Linked DNA regions of Mus musculus: region 2 is linked to region 1. The links are chromatin loops, found by intact Hi-C in ENCODE. Cell type or tissue: left cerebral cortex. All regions are shown on one strand.

Region 1 (8,000 bases):
AATCATTGAAAGTAGGAGCTGCTGGCTGTCATCGTTAGTCTAGAAAACCAAATCCCAGTTCTGTGTGCGGGGGAAGGGCTGTGTGTATGCACACAGGCGCATGCATGGGCACAAGCCCAAGGACACGTGTGTACATGCCAGAGGAGGCCACAGACAACTTTCGACCCCTCAGGTGTCATCTACCTTGTCTTGTGAGACAGGGTCTCTCATTGAACCTGGAGCTCACTCATAAGCCAGGCTGGCTGACCAGTGAGCCCCAGGCATATTTATCTGTCTCCACCTCCTAGAGCTGGGATTACATGTGCATGCCACTGGCATTTCTAGGGATTGAACTCAGGTCTTTTTGCTCAGCAAGTCCCTTGATTGACTGAAGTGTCTCCTCAGCCGCGGGGTCTAAGTTCTGCAGTCGGTAGCTTCAGCTTTTATTGGGGCTCAGTAGTCACCGGGCAACATGGTTTTTCCTTTCAAGCAATCTCAGAACACAGATATTACTGTGAGGTCTGTTTTTTCAGAAAAAGCATCTAAGTCTTCACATTGTTTGTGGGTTAGTCTTCACTGGCTATCCATAAACAAAGAAACTTTGAATGCAGGCTACTTAAAGTTCTGAGAAGATGTGGCTGGGACCAGGATCAGCTCAATGGTGTATTCTCCGTGAAGAACATGTATGTATGGTGATTAAGATACAACCCTGAGTAATCAAAATCAATAATACTTAATGCCGTATTTTAAAGTCAAAATTACTGGAAAAGGACCTGGAGAGAGGATACAGTGGGTAACAGAACTTGCTGCTCTTACAGAAAACCTGGGCTCAGTTTCCAGCCCTGACGTGGCAGCTCACAGCTCTTTCACTCCAGTTCCAAATGATTTCATGCCTTCTTCCAGCCTCCATGGGTGCAAGACACACACAGAGAGAACGCATATATAGACACACAATAAATGAATATATCGTTTTAAAGAGCAATGGGAAAAAAAAAACATGATGAATAAAAGACAAAGGTTTAGATAATGGCATGTTTAACCCTGCAAACACCGGCCTAAGCTCACCTTCCCTGTCCTCATTGTCACCATGATGCTGAGCAAGGCTACCGCCATGATTAAATAACTGGGTCAAACTTCAGCAATGATGAAAAACACCCTACCTCTTTCACAACATGCTCACAGGCAAAATGTTCCCAAAGACCACAGTGAGTGCCCTCAGTTTAATCATCAGAGCCAGTCACACCAAGCTTATTCTTATTTAGAAGTAAAATCTAACATGGAGAGCCATGGCCTCTCCTCAAATTCTCCATTCACTGGTGGAACCTGAGGAGAACTGGAAACAGATCTCTAGGTGTCTGAAATTAAGAGGAGGGAGGAGCCACCCGACCACTGAGCTTGTTCTCATAACTAGGTCACCATTATATGGAGGGTGACACTGGGCCTGAAGTCATTCCTTATAAAAGATCTGAACAGTGAGAGCGGAGTTTAATGTGTAAAAGTCACTCCAGTGGGATGGGCCAGATCAGGAGATAAAGGCTTCTCTCCCCATCTGCAACAACATAGAGAATCTGATAAGAAAGCGATGTTTATTCACAAACACTCTTCAAGGAGTACACAATTACAGAAGCCACACAGTAATGCCCTGTTCCCTGGCAGAAGAGTCGTTTATGGAAACTTCCAGACTCAGCCCCCAAAATGTTCTACCTGGGGACTTTGGAAGATCCAAGAAAAATAAGAGAGAGCACTTTAGAGAAAGTTGATAACCCTGCCCCATTTTTCTCTTATGCCCTCTCTGATTTCTTCCCCTTATCCATCAGAGTCCTTTCTCATTTAGCATCCTTAGGTACCAAATATTTTGCCTGACTTGAACTTCAATTAACTGTTAGGTTATGGAACAACAGTTTCTATAGGGAAGTATCCCAGATGTCTACAAATGCCCTCCCACTAAACCAAATGACAATGAAAATTGGTTTACAGTTCCAATGTGCACTATCCGAGAGCCATGAAAATGTAAAATTGCCATTTCTTTAGAAGTTAAATCAACTGTCAGGTGGTGAGTGAGCACCAGTTTACAAAACACTTCATCTTACTTTCCACTAAGTGACTTCATAGTCCCTCCCATAATCCATTTGCATTGATTCCATCTCCATCAAATGTCCACAAATTCCAACACAGCTCAGAGCTGCTAAGAATTCTACTGCTGAACTACCAGGGAAGCAACTCTATTCGGTAAATAAATAAATAAATAAATGCAGAACTATCCACTTAAAGCTGTACTTATTTTTAATAGATTTTTCCTCTTAATTATGACATAGCATTAGTTCTTCAGTTCTTCTGAACGGTAGCAATGACACCACCAAACAGTAGCAAATATAAGTTTCTACAGCCCCAAATATGCAATTTAATCATAAACTATCCTGTCCGTATCACTGAAGAAAGGAAGAAAGAAAGGGAGAAAGAAAGAAGAAAAGAAAGAAAGAAAGAAATAACCCTTAATGGTTAAACCCCAGTGATTGAGGACTAAATTTGAATTAAATTTTATTCTGTGATAAAGTTAGGTTTTATACAGCAATATCAGGGATGAGTTAAGAGTAATAGTAAAACATCTGCTGCTATATTAAAACTGCATACTCCAAAGTGTTTACCAAAAATTAAACTGCACTTATTTTACTTACTTATTTATTTATTTATTTATTTATTTTGCAGATTGCAAGTGTCTCGCAGATGTCTTTAAAACCTCTTGAAAGAAGAGGTAATGTTATTAAATACACATCAGGACTACTCCCCTCCCCCACTTCTAATTCATCCCGTTCTCCTTCCCAAATCAAAATGCTCTTCCTACCCAAACAAACAAAATCAGCATCACCTATTCATCCATCTCCATACATGTGCACATCTGGCACATAGCTGCCTCGGTGACAGCTAACCTTAGCTTATCATCGGCTCAACCCCAATCCTCAGGCTTTGTCTTAGACAATGTCAAGTCACAAAAATTCCCAACTTTCTAGCAAAGTCCAAAGAAGGACGAAAAGACTGCCGGTAACAAATCCTCCCACTCGGAAGACGGTCATGCACACAATCTACCGGAGCAGAGCCCGAGCTGCGGAGACAGGAATCTGGCCTCTTCGCAGAGGTGCAGACAAGACTAGTAACAAAACTGCTTTTCACGGTGCCCTCAAAAAGCAGAGGGGCTCCATGTCGAAAGTTGGAGAAGGTCACCATTGCCCTCTAGTGGCCAAAAGCGCAATCTTCCGCAAAGGAGTCCATTCCCATAGATGCACAAGTCTCTCAATGTCAGTGCAAATGTAAAGCAGAAAGATGTTTAGTTATCCTCCTTCACTCTGTTCTTTAGTCCTTCCAACATAGAGTGGAAACTCTAGATGACCATCACAGTCATTCTGATGGACTGGTGAATGCAGACGAGGAAATTAAAATGTTTCCAACTTTCTCCTGTTTTTCCTTTCTTCCTCCAACAAACCTGTGGATTTTGTTCCTTTTTTTCCATTAAAAATTAACTTATAATTTTAGTTAGGCTAGATATCTTTATATATTTCTGGAGCACTAACTCTGAAGTGGAAACATTGACGTCTTCAAACTATAAATAAAGAATGTGAGCTCTTGATACATTAGCCAACGTCTGATGAAGTAATGACCAATTTCATAAAGGAGAAATTCACTGCATGTATATTTTGATGCAGTAAAATCACTCACTAGTGAGCATATAAATTAAATGAATATTTCTAAGGGAATACTTAGAAATTCATAGCAATTCTCAGGGAATTGATTGTAAGAGAAAAAGTTCACTGCCTCCCCTCAACTCCATGAAGTGTATTTTGTAATTATTAGTCAGTAAATGGGCACACAATAATCAAAGTTTTAAAAAGTCAGTGTTGAAAATAGGCTCGAATAAACATAGCAGACTTTTGAGCTTTCAACATAAAAGCATTGGGGTTGAAGACTAAAATCAGATGTGTAGCCCTTGTTTAGGTGGTTCGGAAACATAGATTTACATATTGTAGATCAAAGTCTATGTAGATTGTCTGATTCCTAGGTTATTGGCACTTATAGGAAAGGTTTCCAGACACTCAGAGCTTGTGGGAGTGTAGGTTTTGTGACTGTAAATCAAACCATGAAGTCAATGTCGTGGTGATTCCCTTCCATATGAGGGTCTCCAAACCTGAATCCTGACAAAGCAGCCATGTAATTCTATTCAAAGTGAAAGAAAAACCATGAATTATGAAGACATGTGCATTAAAGGGGCATGAAATTGATCCACATTCCCCCAAATGATGACATAGCTCTCCAACTCTGCACCCTTCTCCCACAAATAAACATTCTGAAGCCACCACAGAAAATGTGGAAATATGAGTTCTGTGCCAGAGAGAGGAGAGAGAGAGAGAGAGAGAGAGAGAGAGAGAGAGAGAGAGAGAGAGAGAGAGAGAGAGCTGTAGCTTTTACTTTTATTTAAATTAACAAAAGATTGCATCTTAATTGAAAATAGAATTTAAGTTTCTAGTAATTTGCTGTGGTGCACTGATAAGCGTTCCGAACATAATGTAAATTCTGGAGTGTTATCAAGATGGCCCAGTGTTTCCACAAAAACTATTTTTAAAGGCTTTCTTTCTTTCTTTCCTTTTCTTTCTTTTTTCTTTTTGCTTTTGTTTTTTTCCTAGTATGCAATAAATCCACGTTAAACAAATTTCCAAGACTAGATCATCTCATTTCCATTATCCTAATTGTTTACACACACACACACACACACACACACACTCCAGAGATGAAGATTCTCTCTCATTCTCTCTCTCTCTCTCTCTCTCTCTCTCTCTCTCTCTCTCCATATGACATCCCAATCAGGACATATAGAACTAATAATTATAAGAGTGTCAGTAACCATTGCTTGCTACTAAAGATACAAGTATAGACTCCAAGGACTTCAATATGTTTGTTGGGGTGCAATGCCTTGTCTCAGAAGGCAAGATGCAAACCCCAGTTCCACCCAGCAAAGTTTCCTGGCCTTTAGATGCCTCTGTCTGGTCTCTTCTGAGTGCTGATCACATTCCTTTGTACTAGGCAGGATAGATGTTTTGCACAGAGGGTTCGAATACGAGGGCCTAACTGGCCAACCCTAAAACTTAAGAGTCAGAGATTGTTTAAGGAACTTAATGTGCCTGTGGCTTCAGGGTCCCTCTAGTACTGGCCACAGCTATGTCCCTTTGTTTTGTAACTTTTATTCCTTTGTTCTGATAGAAGACCAAGCTGCCTGCAGCTGGGGTTGAGCATCCCTTTCTAGGTTCTGGGGCTCTGTCTCCTTGCTTATGAGAGAAAACAATTCCAACATTATTGAAATGAAGGCCAGTCCCTTCTCTTTTTTCTCTGCTACCCTTAAAGGCGCTCGCACTCAGTTCAGCCTCGTTAATATGCTGATGAGAGGGATCCTCGGTCCTGAGAACACATCTGTAGACCGGTCCCCAGAAATTCCAGACACCCCGCAAACCCCTGGACGTCTGCTACGAGCCCTAGAGATAAGGAAATTGATCTATCCTCTCGCCAGATTAATTATCACTGCTTTCTGTGATTAAACCCAAAACTTACTGCTTCCTAGTCCACAGATAAGACCGATCAGGAGAAAATAGGAAAGGATTCGGGAGCCATCGTTAAAGATTTCTTGAAGAAAAAAAAAAAATGAAGGGGAGACTTTTAGACAAATCTCTACCCTCCTGCAGTGCCAGGCTTTCATTAACAAACCCACTCCCAGCCCTCAGGGACGACCCTCCGTCATGCAGAAACGGCACCGTTAAATAATTAGAAGATGCAATTTCTTCATAGCAGTGCGATAGCCCGTGAAATTCCTGCTGCATTATTAACAAAAAGCAACAGGGCTTCTTCGAACATCTAGCGAACCTTTCACCCGCTGAAGGCAGGAGTGCGGAGCCCGGGTGAAATCCGGGCCTTGGCAAGAGAGAGAATAGGAAGCCTCCTGGGTCCCACTTTCTCCGGGGACCAGGAGCGAAAAGACCCTGCCAAGGCTAGGCTGGGTTGCGAGGGGAATTGGATGCTCCCGCAGCCTCCAGCTTCCCGCTGCTCCTTGCTCTCAGCACATCCCGGCTGGGAGGCCAAGCACAGGGAGGGAGGCCGATTGTGAGGAAACAGTGGAGGCTTGGAGCGCTCCGAGAGGAGGCGCAGGCTTTCCGGGAAGGTTTGATTCTCAAAGTTAACATTGACCCTAGAAAGCTTCCTCCAGTCCAAGCCCGAGTCTAGTCTGAGTCTGAGCCGCTCACAGAGCATTCCCTGCATCACTGGGAGGTTAGGATAGGTGACTGAAGTCCCCGAAAAGGCGGGGGCTGGAGGGGCTAGCTCACACCGCAACCCCCAGCCTCTGAGCCGCAGTCCACAGCCCCCGACCCACACTATCAAAGTGCGGCCAATCCAATCGCCGCTCCCTCCCGGCCGCCGGCTATCTTCTGGGCTTCGACCGCACTCTCTACACAGGCACCGGGTCTAGGGGAGCTCTTTAGGAAGGCGCGGGAGGATCCCCTCTAGGAACCCCGCAGAGAGCGATCTTGTCTGGGGAACAGGCGCAGCGCGGGCGGGCACCGCACAGGGGTCGACTTTCCCTAGAGACATCACGGGAGCAGTCTGCGTGTCCAGAGCTCCGCTCTGCAGTTCCTTGCCCCAACCCAAAGCAATCCCCCTGTGCTGAAGCCTTGGTGCAACAGCCCCTCACCCCGGGGGGGGGGCAACAATCAAAGAACCGGGGAGCGCACATCTGGCGCCTCAAACCCCTGCTCTGCCTGCGTCCACAGCAGGCTGCCTCCCTTTTCTCTGATTTTTAACCTCACCCCCCCCCCAAAAAAAAGCCCTTCTGCTTTGCTTTACTGATCTCCATCAGCCAGCAACCTCCCCCTTCCGCAACAGTCTCTTTCAGAAGCAATTCTTTCCCCTTTCTGCCTACTCCGAGAAGCCCCATCTAGATAGGGTCTAGAGCCGAGCAGAGCGCCTCACCTGGGGCCGTTGCGGGTGGACACGACCTCCTGGCCGGCTGTCCCTGGCACGGGGCGAGCGCAGCGGTGTCAGCCCGGGCCCCGGTCCGAGTCCCATTCACAAGTCGGCGGCGGCTGCGAGCGGCCCCCGCGGCATCTGCTCCTCGGCCCGCGACGCTCCCCTCAGCTGGCGGCGGCCGCGGAATGAGCCGCGGAGCGCGCTAGTGGCAGGAATGAGAAACCGGGGGGAGGTGGCGGGCAGGCGGGCGGGTGAGGGGGGAGGAGGAGGGAGGCCGACGCTGGGAGGGAAAGGGGGGCGGAGAGGAACCGAGGCTGCTAGACGCCGAGAATTGGGCCTGGAGGAGGCGATGGATGCCTACCCTGTCGGCGCTCCTCCCCCCCTGGGGCCCCGAGAGATGCCAAACCCAGGAATAGGTGGCCTGGCCGCCCCTCCTGCCCTGGGTCGCAGCGCTCCGTCTCCTGTGGGGGCTCAGACACAGTCTGGAGCGACTGAAGTTGGGCTCCGGGGATACACAGCCAATCAGGAAGGACGACGGAGGGAAGCTGGAGAGGGCTTGAGAGCCCCCATTTTCCTCTTTTCCTGAAATCCGCTCCAGCTGGACAAGCTAGGGCCTCAACCGGCCCGCCGGAGGATGGATTGGATGGAAGGCATTGCCCAAGTAGGGGAGGCAATCCGGAATTAGGGAGCGCATTCTAGGCTTTATCAGTTAGCACTCTGAAAATATCTCCACGTTGACCACTCCTGCCCAGTGCCCTCTCCCACGAACCTTCAGCATCCCGGTATCTATCCTTTGAGAAATCCGCTTGCGGGGAAATCGGTGAAGACACTAGACAGGGGCATTCGGACTTGAGAAGAATAGAGTTTTTCCTCAATGTTGTTCTACCCTACATGCAAAGCCTTCTTTAGGGTCAGCCCCACCAGGACAGAGTCTCTAGCTTCTGTTCCAGCCAATTACAAGCAACACCCCCATCCGGCAGTTTCACTTGTTGCCTCCCAGAATGGACACCACAGAGCCCCTC
Region 2 (8,000 bases), 1.9 Mb before region 1:
TTTTTATGCCAACTTGTCACAAGTTAAAGTCATCAGAGAGGAAGGACACTCAATTGAGGAATGCCTCCCTGAGATTCAGCTGTAAGGCATTGTCTCAACTAGTGATCAAGTGGGAAGGGCCCAGCTCATGGTGGATGGTGCCGTCCCTGTGCTGGTAGTCCTGGGTTCTATGGAAAGCAGGCTGTGGAAGCGATCAAAGCAAGACAGTAAGCAGCATCCGCCTGTATCAGCTTCTCCCTCCAGATTTCAGCTAAGATTGAATTCATGCCCTGATTTCCTCCAAGAATGGACTTTAATCTGGAAATGTAAGCCAAACAAACTCTTTCTTCCCCAACTTGCTTTTGGGTCATGGCATTTTGTTACAGCAATAGAAACTCTAACACACACACACACACACACACACACACACACACACACATACACACGCACACATACACACACACACACACACACACACACACGTTAACACAAAGCAATATAAATACAAAGTAATCATTTACATTTTTATTCCATTTAAGACATAATATCATGTTATTTCCCCAACTCCTCCTTTGTAAAATGGTTCAGTTATGAGTCTCTATTAATATATATTTAACCAGCTTTCTTTATATATATGATCATTATTTTAAAGGCTGTAGAGCCTTTTAGGTTTTGAGCAAAGTTAATAAACAAGAATCACTAGCTGCCAGCCCTTCTTTTCCCCACTGGCTTTCTCTACTTTATTGTCTGCCCAAGGGGAACATGCTTCAAGGTCACGTGCTCCAACGGCGAACAATGCCATTCCCATCACCATGGCTTCTGATTTAGATATGGTCTTTAATGCTGTGATAGAACATCATGCTCACATTCAACTTTGAAGGCGAAATGAGTTATTAAATCGGACAACTTGGAGTATATCGTTCAGAAAAGTCAGGATAGGAACCTGGGGGAAAAGCTGATTCATGCCTATGAAGAAGTCTCACTTACTGGCTTGCTTCCCATGGCTTGTAAGCCTGCTTTCTTCCACAATCCTGGAGGTTCTGCTCAGGGGTGGCAATACCACCCCCGAAGTGCTACATTAATTATTAATTAAGAAAATGCTACACAAGCTTGTCTACAGACTGATCTTAGGGAGGCCCTTTCTATGTTGAGAATCCCCCTTCTCAAGTTGACATAAAGACTAGTCAGGCTACTGCCCATGCTATAAGAGACTGAAATCTCTTCCAAGTTGTGAAAGTTTTCCTTCCATTATGTTCTTTCTGTGTGACACTGAATCTCAGGGAGGCAAACATTACTCAAAAGATGCATACTAGATAGAGGCAAACTCACTACGCAGATTTTCTTCCTAAAATAACTTCTGGATCCTATTTTTTTTAGTGATACTCTTGTCTTTAATTTCTATTGTTCACATGTTTAAGTTTATTGCCAGTATTTTCTTCATCTGAGACATACATTTTTGTTACAGAGGACAGCAGCTTTTAATCTGATATCAGGGTGGCCAGTGCTTACACAGCACTCATGCTTTTCCCATCTTCCTCCCAAATCCATTCTTTTCTTCTAAATTAGGACTTGCTTTCTCTTTCATGAGTCTTTCCTGCCCTTGAAGTAATAATCTCTGTGACACCGGTGTGAATGAGACCTCCTGCTTATATCATCGCCAGCTTCGAGCTTGTTTGCAGAACATAGCTGCTTGTGGCTTGTTTGCAGAGTAAATTTTCATTTTGTATGCCTGTGTATACATTTATTAATTTATAAGATCAATATGAAGATGAGATGTATTCTTGGGTTATATTTAAAGTTCCTCTTTGGAGGTGAAGTTGCTTTATCAGCAGTTTACTATAATTGTAATAATTGCATGTGACATGCTAGATGTATTTTCTGTCCTATTTTCTAAATCCCTGGGTGAAAATAGAAGCCATTACATCTTGAACAAACACAGAATATATAGACACTTCCTTCTACAACCATAACTTCCTGCTACAAGTAGATATAAGAGTATAGTTTTTCTGAACCAACCATCACTGTCCTGTTTATTGGGAATCCACAGAACACATTTTCCTCTTGCAGCTTAATGTTTAATCTAAATTAAAAAGGAGTAAACTTTTAAGAACATTAGTGATTTTTGTTTGTTTGTTTGTTTGTTTTTTGTTTGTTTTCAAGACACAGTTTCTCTGTATAGCCCTGGCTGTTGTGGAACTCACTCTGTAGACCAGGCTGGCCTCGAACTCAGAAATCCTCCTGTCTCTGCCTCCCAGGTGCTGGGATTAAAGGCAGAGGAATATTAGTGATTTTTACCTTTAGTGTTAACAAAATAGAAAAGTAAGTTTCAACATGAATTTTGCTAAGAAATAGGGGATGCCTATATAATTGAAAATGGAAAAATAAACATGAATGATTAAGATTTACTTTTGATGTTTTCTGGCATTGTTCTGATTAATAAATAACCCATTTTTTTCTCTAATCATTTCTCAGTGTTCACTCCCTTTACACACTGTAGTCATGAAATTCAGCCTACCTAATTAGTGACCAGATTTTATGACAATACCTTTTTGGCCCAAAGTATATGTTTTCCCACCTAGCCAAAATTTATGAGACTAAATAAAAAGGAACTCAACCTTTAGTGATCACTCAGTAGATAAAGACATTTCATACCAAGCCTGATCATGATAGTTTGTCTCAAGACTCAGTGTTAGAGAAATTGCAGGATGTCCTCTGACTTCCACACAAGTATGTACATATGGACACACATAAACATGACTCATAAATAATAAATTTCATTTCAAAATATTTCAAAGACTCATAACATTTTAAAATCAAAGAGGCAGAAAATCTTAATGAAAGACTCCTTAGCCAGAGTTCTCTAATCATGATTCATTCACTGACAGCTCAAAGTCAAAATATTTGAGAAAAATAAAATTAATTTTATAAATAATTGCATTCATGGAAACCACCTACCTATCCTTGATATTAATGTGCATCATGAATATTCGTGTTCAGCATATTTTGTCATTTGTCCAATTTTGACAAAAAAGAGAAATATTTACACACACAAATATATATCCCTCTACCATATATGGACAAAATTTACAAATACATAATAGATGCTCTCAGAATGTATTTTGAGAAATTCTGTTTTAGAAACAAAGAATTTTTTGCAGCGTGTCATCACACTAAAATATTTTCTAATAAAGGTGGTAAAATGTTGAAGAATATATATCCAAGGTAAGAGTGTTATTTAGAAATGGGCATGTGAAGAAATTCAATAAGTTCTGAAATGTGTCTGCATTGACAGGGAGAGAAAGACATCACTCAAAACAACTAGGAAAATGGGGCGTGGGGAGGGCAGAGCAATACATATTGTAGAGATTTCTAGAAGTTTAGGTTTGATGCACGATGGTTTGTTACCAGGGATGATCCTTCTGTGTGACACTGCTGACCATAGCTGCTGTCACCAGAGCATGTGACAAGGCATCACTGGTGACACATGTCTGCCTTACTGAGAAGAGGTAACTTGTCTTTAGTGGGTAGTCTGAGGACACTGTCAAATGTCTGCTGGTGCAAAGGTCAAATATGCTGTTGTCACAAAGGCTATGACAAAGACCTATCTCCCTAAACTGTTAATGGTTACAAGCTTGAGAAACTTTGCTTTCGAATATAGTATCTGTGATTGGTACTCCACCCACAGATGTGAGCTGGGATTAAGGCAATGTTTAGAATTTTAAAAATCAGGATAATGGGTCTAAGTTTTCAATTAGCCAATGGAAGTCAGGATTTGCATCTCTTTTACAGGCAAGGCTTTCACTTTCCATCAGTGAGACAAAGTACCTAAGATTAACACGCAAAAGGATACAATGTATCTTTTGACTCAGCTTTCCAGAGATGTGAGTTCGTGTTGACTTGATCTAGTCTAGCTTTGTGCTGAGACAGAACACCGTGGTGAAAGAGCCTGGGAAGAGGAAAATGCTTACCTGATCATGCCCAAGAGATGAAGAGGAAAACAGGAGGAACTAAATGGACCAGATGCTGTGGCAAGGCCACATCCCTATACCTAAATTGTTTGATTTATGAGTAATTGAAGGAATGATTTGAATAAAAAGAAAAGAGTTGAGGTAATGAAAAGGTGAGAGGCAGTGGAGTGGTTAAAAATCCCTTTCAAATTTTAAGACCGTACAGAATCATAAGCAATAATTGGGCAAATGATTTTGCAGATTTTTAAAATAATTGATGATGCTGATTCACCTCATTTTACTTATGGTACATAAAGAGACATCACTGTGCATGGGTACCTGGGTATTCTAGCTCACAATCAACATGACTTGTCTAATAAATAATGTGTGTGATGTGTGTGTGTGTGTGTGTGTGTGTGTCTGTGTTCACATGAATAACATGATGAGTATAAGACCTAAGCAAGGCCATCTACAGCTTCTTTAGAGTATCCAATGATTCACAATTTCTCACTGACTCCTGCTTTATGTCCATAATGTGACCACGAAAAATAAAAGTGCTGCACAATACCATCCTGCCCACAAGATGGCAGTGGAGAGACAGTGTCTGATGACTGGATTGTGGTATCTAGTCTAGGGGAAAACACTTTTGTTTTTTTCCTTGCTAATTCAATTTATGTCTGTTTGTCAGAAGAGGATAAAGGGGATTTCAGAGGTATTGAGAGAGGAGAAATAGGAAACAATATTAGTGGGACATTTTATTTTTTATAAGAAACAGAAGACAGAGGTGTTTCCTATATGCCACGGACCTATTATTTGCTCATGTGAAAATGTGTTCACATAAGCACAGTACTATAGTGAATTTTAGCACAAGCAGATCCCTTAAGCGTTACTTTCTTTCTGTATAGACTGATTTGATGTGCTGCCTTTGATTTAGTGGCTATTTTACTGCTGAGTATTGTCCCATTTCACTGCTCAGCTGCAGAGCAATCAGTGATTTTCTATTCACTTACAGAACTCTATTGCCCATGGTGACTTTTTGTTTGGACAGCATGTGAGTATTCTGGTGAAAATTTCATTCTTTTAATTATACATTGACTTCATAATAATTGTTTTGTACATGGTTGAATGTAGACTATTATTTTAGCTCCAAAATAATCTAACAACTTGTTCTTTTAATCTGTTTTAATCTGTAAAGAAGATGATACTATTATATACAGTTTAGGAAGTATGTATTTAACATGGATATTGTGTAGTAAACTGAATACATACATATATGAGTATACGTATTCATATATGCATATACATGTATAATGAAACAATGAAGCAATGATATTGGTGAAGTTGCTATCATTAATAGAGTGATCAAACCAACACAAAATGTTTGGATTCCCTTTAAAGCCAAATTTAACACCTTTACTTGTTTAAAAAAATGTGGTTTTTATACCATGGAAATTTGTGAGTGTGGATATTTACACAAAGATCTTTTGTCTCCCTAAATACACTATGTTCTTAGAAAAAGTAAATGAAGAAAACATCTAATAAAAAAAGGAAAAAAAGAGAAATGATGACATTGTTGAAATAATGTAGTTTTTAAACATTTATTTGTGTTAACGTATAATTTAAGAGTACACATATTTTGGAGAAGTGTGCTTTTTGTCTATCAATGTGGTATCTCTTCCTTCTCTTTCTTTCTCCCTCCCTCCTTTATGCCATTCCTTCACATACGGTAAAACAAAATGTCTGTTTTAAAAATATCGTGATAATGAGAAAGACAGCCATTTTATTAAACGAATGTATAAAATTATTGTGAATACTGTCTTAAATCAGTGTTTTATTGCTGTGAAGTGACATCATGACCATAGAAAACTTATTTTTTAAAAAGCTATTAATTAAGACTAGCTTACAGTCCCGAGGTTTAGTCCATTATCATTATGAGAGGGTGTATAGCAGCACACAGACAGATGTGTTTATGGAAAAGTAGCTGAGAGTCCTTTATCCATATCTACAGACAACAGTGGGAGAGACTAGAACTGTCTCAGGCTTTTTAAAACTCAAAGTCCACTCCCCAGGGACACACTTTCTCCAAGAGGATACACCTACTTAAAGAAGGCCATAGATAAGTCTTAGTTTTATAACTATATAGAATACATTCTGCTAAAATGTACTCGAGACCTGTCTTATTACCCTCTCACCACCAACACTACCTTTTCCTACAAACAAGTCCCCTTTCCAATATCCTGTCTTTTCTTTGAGACCCAATGAGTTTACTCAGGGACTCCCTGTGAAAGCATGTGTGATGCTAGCACTCAACAGTAGACTGATTAGTAAAGACTTTAGTTCCTCAAGCAGATGTAAGCTTCAAATAGTTCCCAGGTGGCAGGGAAAAGCACCATAGGCAATCCCCAATCATAACTGAATGTTGATAAAAGACCCAGTTTAATTCAGGTGCTGTGCAGGCAACTGTTGCTATGAGTTCATACGTGAAACCACCATGTGATGACTAGGTGACCTCATAAGTGCAATCATCATGTGATACTCGGGTCAGTTCATAAGTGCAACCACAGTGTCATGCCCAGGTGACAGCATCTTGAGGCACAGCTCTTTATTGCTTGGATCTTTCATTCTTTCCTCCCCCTTCTTCTTTGATGTTTCCTGAGTCACAGAAGGGGTGATATGACTATCCTATTGAAGAGAGAGCACACAACTCTTGCTTCTTTTCAACACCTTGACCAGTCATGAGTGTCTGCGTTAACTACCTTTTGTTGCAAAAGGAGGCTCTTTTGACAAATGTTGACAGTAGCACTTTTCTGTCACTACAAATTTAATTATTTAGGAGATGTTTGACAAAATGTTCATTTAGACATTTACCAAAACAGAAGCAAGGGATTTGTCATTATGGTCTATGACCTCCCCATCTTTGGATCTTGAGCCAACTCTACAGTAGCAGATGTGAAATGCCTGCTACAGAACAGGTATCAGATTCTATCAGAATGCAGTGAGTTACCTTTATAAGAGCTATACTACTGTTAGAGTAGACAGAACTTGACTATCAGGCTGGTATTCCTTATGGCTTGAATTATTCAAATATTGAATATGTGTGTGTCAGGACTAAGTGTTGGAGGAGGGTCATAAGATGATGGTCAGGACTCTTAGACATCATGGGAAAGTGCTTAAAACATAAATGGAGCATCCCTTCTTTCCTACACTGGACAAGGTTGAAGCACCAGAAGACCAGAGGGACAGATAAAAGAATAGTTTATTTTGGAAACAGTGAGTTGCATAGTAGGTTTTAAAGAGCAGATGAAATATTATTCTATCTTAAATATTTGAATTTTTCTGTATGTTATTATATAGTCCCCTCAATGCTGACCTAAGTTCAATATTTAGAGCAACTAGCACTAATACATTTGATTCTGATGGGCTGTTAAAAAGAGAACGGGTAATAATGACATGAAGCCACCATTATAATTTGAACCACTATCCTGAGGTTTCTCAGGAATCACTTCTCTGAGGAGAATCTCAGACCACACATATTGAGTAGATTTTGTGATCAAAACCGCCCTACACAGAACAAAGGATTCAGAGGATATCAATATAGAGATAGGAACTGGGGTAAAACAGACATTGGAGTCAAATGTAAATATGCTTTTCAAACATAAAGAAGATAATCTGTAGGCTATTTTCTCATTATACAGGAAATATGTAGCCATGGATTTTGGACATCTAAGAAAAGCAAGAGCATAGAATCTAGTACAAGAAGAAGGAACAATGAGCAGAACAGAAGAAATGGAAACACAAGCCACACACATTATGAAGTATGTAGACATATGAATCCATTGATTCAAGGGGAGCTGTGGCTCTGTAAACAAAGACTAGACTATTAATGCATGCTGTGAAAAGCCAGAATCCATGTCTTTAGTCCTCCATGCCCCTTGACCCTGTGTGTGTGTGTGTGTGTGTGTGTGTGTGTGTGTGTGTGCGCGCGCGTGCGCGTACGCACACGAGCACATGAGTGTGTGTCTCTGTTACAGGGGCCTCTCTGCAGTGTTTGACACCTTTGTTTAACAAGGTTTT

Evidence for each region. Peaks named below come from ENCODE experiments on the same cell type or tissue, not always from the same donor. Only the 100,000 strongest peaks of a DNase experiment are listed, where the experiment ranks them.
Region 2: it touches region 1 in a loop (3-fold over the local background); 5 of 42 quality-filtered maps call a loop at or near these places.

What each region holds. Positions count from the first base shown.
Region 1 is chr8:102,777,915-102,785,914 of GRCm38, forward strand. Cdh11 (cadherin 11) reads right to left here and starts at 7,197. Exons shown (of 13, transcript NM_009866.5): 1 at 6,982-7,197. In left cerebral cortex, CTCF peaks have their summits at 3,218 (motif pointing left), 6,121 and 7,188; DNase peaks (open chromatin) are centred at 26, 819, 3,195, 5,103 and 4 more places; H3K4me3 peaks cover 6,152 bases; H3K27ac peaks cover 4,293 bases.
Region 2 is chr8:100,846,724-100,854,723 of GRCm38, forward strand. No RefSeq gene overlaps it. Among named protein-coding and RNA genes, the nearest start is that of Gm39232, 120 kb to the left of the region's middle. In left cerebral cortex, a CTCF peak has its summit at 4,512 (motif pointing right); DNase peaks (open chromatin) are centred at 4,500 and 4,792.